Linked DNA regions of Homo sapiens: region 1 is linked to region 2. Evidence: read pairs that join two places in POLR2A ChIA-PET (ENCODE). Cell type or tissue: GM12878. All regions are shown on one strand.

Region 1 (2,500 bases), 280 kb after region 2:
AGGGACATGCCACCATGCCTGGCTAATTTTAAAATTTTTTTAGAGATGGGTTTCCCTATGTTGCCCAGGCCTCTCTTGAACTCCTGGCCTCAAGTGATCCTCCCACCTCAGCCTCCCAAAGTGCTGTGATTACAGGCGTGAGCCACCGTGCCCGGCCTCCCTTGCGTTTTTATACCCTACCCACAAAGTATGGGATCTCAAAAAACAAATGAATTGATCAATGACCATTTTCCCCCTCAAAAACTGCAGAACATATTCTTGGAAGATATATTCTCTAGATCCTACTTGATAATATAAAAACAGTATGTTCAACATAGGGGCCACATGGGCTATAATTCAAAACAAACACTTTTATTTTGTATCTTTTGCCATGCCTTTCAATTTGTGCAGTGGGAGTAGATCTGTCATGTACCTAATTGAAAACTCAGGCAGGTTCCATGAGTTTTTAGGGGTTCTGTGGTCTCCTTAGGAATAGAGTCCTGTTGTCATTGAGTCACAAAGAGTGAAATGTTTTCCTCTTTTTCAGCTGGGAACAGTTGTCTCATTGCTTGCCCTAAAGAGGGGACCATAGTCATCTTTAACCTGCCTAGTCTTTCTCCTCCCGGCTTAACTAATCATAACCAAATCTGGGGAAGGCAGGGAGAAAAAGGAGCAGGAAAGTTGTTAACTTTGTATGATGGTTTGACATTCCCTGGGCATGGTAGATGCTTAAAGCTGACTTATTTTTTCATGGATACCTCAGAGACTACCACCATCCCCCTTCTCTGGTGGTTTCTCCCCCATAATTCTATTGGTCTAAGCGTAAAGCTATTTTGGCAGTTATTTACTTCTTTCCACGCACCTCCAACTACTTGTCTGTTGAAACCTGGGCATCTCTGTAAAGGCCCTGTCAGATAGGATCTGAGATGACTCTCACACTCGTCCATTTGCAAGTGACCCTTTATTGTGGGACAAGGTTGTGCACTCCGTACCCTAGGGGGTGCCATTCACATCATTCTCACTGTAGTTCTGTATGTTATTTATTTTAATGTTTTTCCAGCAGGTGGCAGTAAAGTGTTTTGTCCAAACTAAATTACAACGACTGCTTCCCAATAGATGGAAGCAAAGCGTCTGGACGAAGGAGAGCTTTTTTCTCATGGTGCTGCTGTGTTAGCCTAGTGACAGCTCTGTATGGCCCACACCTGGTCCACAGGAAGCTCTCAGGCACCTCTTGCCCGAACAAACTTGGGAGTACAGGCTAATCCCAGTGCAGATTCAACATTCCTCTACTCTGCTGCCAAAACAGCCGCCAGCCTGTGGGAGTCAGACACAGGCCCACGGTGCCCCTCAGACTGCAGGAGGTACAAGTCAAGTGCTCTGAGCAGATCCATTGAAGGCCCACTCCCTCGACTTGAAGTAAAAGGCAGGCAGGCACCTGTGGTAAGAATCACAGCTCACCAGCAACAGTCTCCAAAGACATTGTCCTCAATAATTCTGGTTTGGCCTTTTATAACTAAATAACTGAGTATTTAATCTACCTGCTTTGTCTAAATCCTCTGAAATTTCTAGAGGGGGTCTATCTCAGAAATTACTTTAGTTTTTTGGTGGATGGAGGGAAGAAGATGGTTTCTTTTATAATAATCTTGTTGCTTCAGTTAAAACAGTGGTTCTCAACTGCGACAATTTTGGGGGACCATGTGTGCAGACATTTTTGGTTTTTTTTTAAACTTTTTTTTTCCTTCTGAATTCAGGATCTGCTGAATACAGACATTTTTGATTGTCACCACTGGAGAGGTGCTATTGGCTGGTGGGAGAAGGTCAAGGATGCTGGTAAACATCCTTTACGGCACAGGACAGCCCCTACAGCAAAGAACAGCAATTCTGTTTGTTACAGAGATGAGAGAATACCTCACTAAAAGAATACTTCAAAATTACATCACTTTTTCTTCTTTTTTTCCTACAAATTCTTTACCTGTAGATGGAAACGTCACATTTCAATATATCAATAGAGTCAAAAATAGCATTTGCAATAGCTATTTGGCCAGGATGAGAAGTGACTGGTATAGACCAATCCTTTGTGTTTCCAAGACTCCTTCTGGAGATGAGGCCATGCCAGGAAAATTACTACTTGAGATAAAATTGTTATTTATTTGCAAGATGACTTTTAAGCCTGGAAAACAAGCATTCTATCCCAGCTTATCTGAACAGAGGCATTATGCCTCTCAGAAGTAAGGTCATGAGTCACATCACTGTGGAAGGAATATATCTTTGCTACAACCTGGACTGCATTCTAGATGCCAGGGAGGACCTCAGCATATCTGCCTCCCCAAGGTCACCAGTGTCACTGGAATGAGACTTGAAGTCAGGAAGTAGCTGTCTCTGCAGTTACTTTACAGATGGCTAATAATGCCCTCATTATTCACAGAGAATGCAAATGGGTTCTTCCATCCTTTACATGAGTTTGACTGAATTCATCTCTTCCAGATGTAGCAGGATGTTGAGCCCTTCCCTTGCACCATCA
Region 2 (2,500 bases):
AATATAATAATTATACAACTCACCGTAACGTAGAATCAGTGGAAGGCTTGAGCTTGTTTTCCCGCAACTAGCCGGTTCCCATCTGGGGGTGATGGGAGACAGTGACACCCGAAGTGTGTTGCTTATGTCCAGTTTACTCCATAATCTAGTTTTGGTTGCTGTCACTGCAGAAAACCCTGCTTCACAAATATAGGATGCTGGAAATGGAAGCAGGCTTTTCAGTGCTTTTGTGGCAATCTCAGGATATTCCATCCAGAATGTATGGAGATTTGAAGTTGTCTCAAACATACAAGGCTGCCGTCACTTGCAATCTCAAGCAGTTGATCCTCTTCTAGTATCGACAAAGTCAATTCTTCTGGCTTATTCACAAATGGGTGGTGGATCCATTCCTTCCCAGCTCAGGGATTTTTTTGTGGTTGGCAAGTAAAGCTCAAACTCTTTTGAAAGCTGAGCTAGGTGATCATGCAGCAGCTGGGAGAAAGAAGGCGTTGGCTCAGTCACTTTCAAAATCTCTGCTAATGTTTGAAACATGTCAGAAATCCCAATGTTCACTCATCGCCCCCATAACTCCAGTTTGGTTTTCAATGCAGCCCCTTTATCTGCTGATTTGAACACAGTTGTCATTCTCCCCTGAAGTGACAGATTGAATTCACTGAGCAGGTTGAATGTGTCACACAAGTAAACAAGTTTTGCCACCCATTCTATGTCACTGAAATGTGCTGCTAGTGGTGACTGTTTTTGTAAAAGAAATCTCTGGAGTGGCTCTCATAACTCAAAAATTCTGGCCAGTTATCTACCTTTAGAAAGCCATCTCATTTCTTATACACATCTCACAGAGTTGCGCAAACAGACATTGAGTTAAGGGCATGCACTTTAATGTCATTGATAATTTTAATCACATCCTGTAAAACCTTAAGTTCGGGTGACAATTTTCGGCTACCCGGCATTTCTCTGTAGATGACACAGTGCATAGACTCACATTCAGAAGTGACCTCTTTGACCTGAGTAGTGAAACCAGAAAGCCATCCAGTCATATCAGCCACTCTGTCTGTGCATATACTGACACAAAATGACCAATTCCGTTTTTCTGATATGTAATCAAAGTCTTGAATAGTTCTGCACCTGTGGTGTTGGTTGGCAACAAAAGTGCACATAACATATTCCCCTGCACATCCTCCTGAAAAAGATATGGCACAAAAACAAGCATTGTTGTCTTGTCAACATCAGTAGACTCATTAACCTGGATTGCATACCATGGTGACTCATTAATCCTAACAATTGTGCCCCAATATCCTCTGTATTTCATCACTTTGTCTAGTTATGGTACTAGCCGAAAAAGGAACATGTGTCACCTTTTGAACTTCAGCCTCTCCTAAAAGTTCATGATAAATGTCCTTAGCAGCAGGCAGGAACAATTCTTCACCAACGGTAAAGGGCTTCTTAGCTTTAGCAATGCAGTTAGCCACTAAGAATGATGCTCTCAGTGCAGATACATTTGATGAAGTGGTGGCCTTCAATAATTGCTTCTGGTTTTTTGTTTGCTTGTTTTTGAGACAGGGTCTTTCTCTTTCACCCAGGCTGGAGTGCAGTGGTGCAATCTTGGCTCACTGCAACCTCTGCCTCCTGGGTTCAAGTGATTCTCATGCCTCAGCCTCCCGAGTAGCTGGGACTACAGGTGCGTACCACCACACCCAGCTAATTTTTGTATTTTCAGTAGAGACGGAGTTTCACCATATTGACCAGGCTGGTCTCAAACTCTTGGCCTCAAGCAATCCACCCACCTCAGCCTCCCAAAGTGCTGGGATTACAGGTGTGAGCCACCATGCCTGGCCAGTTGCTTCTGTTCTTTGTGTTCATTTGAAAAACTCAAAAGCCTTGTGTTTTAATGCAAGGTGCTAGGTTTCCATGTGGAGAAGCAGTTTTGAAGGTTTCATGGCTTTGTTGGATAGCCGGTTGCCACATGTTATACAAAGTGGGCTTGTAGAATGTTAATCACTTGTTGCAATGAGCCTGTAATTTAAGTAGGACTCTTGGTATTTTCTTTTAAATGCAGCTTTGTTTTTGATGGAAGTCTTAATGTCTTCTGATGTCTCATCATTCAGTCTGTCCCCCTTGACAAAGAAGCTCTCCAGTGACATTTGTTTTTTACTCATTTTGGCTAGGGTTAGCTTGTGGGCTTACCAAAACTATGACTGAGACAAGTGCATAGCATGGGAAAGAGGCACGGATGGAAGTGGTAAATAAAATAATGGGCAGGCCATGCTCAGACTAAAGTTAAGTGTCAGATTCTGACAGCCTGCCACCAGATGTAGCTGTACAATTGAAGTACATCAATTCACTTGCCACTATAAAGCCTACTGCCAGCCACGGCTTAATTGTCACTTGCCACTCACTGATAGGGTTTTGATATGAGTCTGCGACTTATTATGGTCTCTGTGCAGTCAGACCTCCCTGCTAATGTTAATCTGTATTTGCAGCCACTCCCCCACATTAGCATTAC

Evidence for each region. ChIA-PET counts read pairs that join two places held together with the same protein. Peaks named below come from ENCODE experiments on the same cell type or tissue, not always from the same donor. Only the 100,000 strongest peaks of a DNase experiment are listed, where the experiment ranks them.
Region 1: POLR2A ChIA-PET joins it to region 2 with 9 read pairs; 10 of 35 experiments call an interaction of 5 or more read pairs at or near these places.

What each region holds. Positions count from the first base shown.
Region 1 is chr5:138,035,154-138,037,653 of GRCh38, forward strand. It overlaps FAM13B-AS1 (FAM13B antisense RNA 1), which reads left to right. Exons shown (of 2, transcript NR_037900.2): 2 at 1,040-2,500. It also overlaps a transcript of FAM13B not described here. Among named protein-coding and RNA genes, the nearest start is that of FAM13B, 3.3 kb to the left of the region's middle. RefSeq lists an enhancer at 1,106-1,315. In GM12878, a CTCF peak has its summit at 1,010 (motif pointing right); a DNase peak (open chromatin) is centred at 988; H3K27ac peaks cover 350 bases.
Region 2 is chr5:137,757,844-137,760,343 of GRCh38, forward strand. No RefSeq gene overlaps it. Among named protein-coding and RNA genes, the nearest start is that of HNRNPA0, 4.7 kb to the left of the region's middle. RefSeq lists an enhancer at 717-836. In GM12878, no CTCF peak of the experiment used is centred here; a DNase peak (open chromatin) is centred at 1,068; H3K27ac peaks cover 1,090 bases.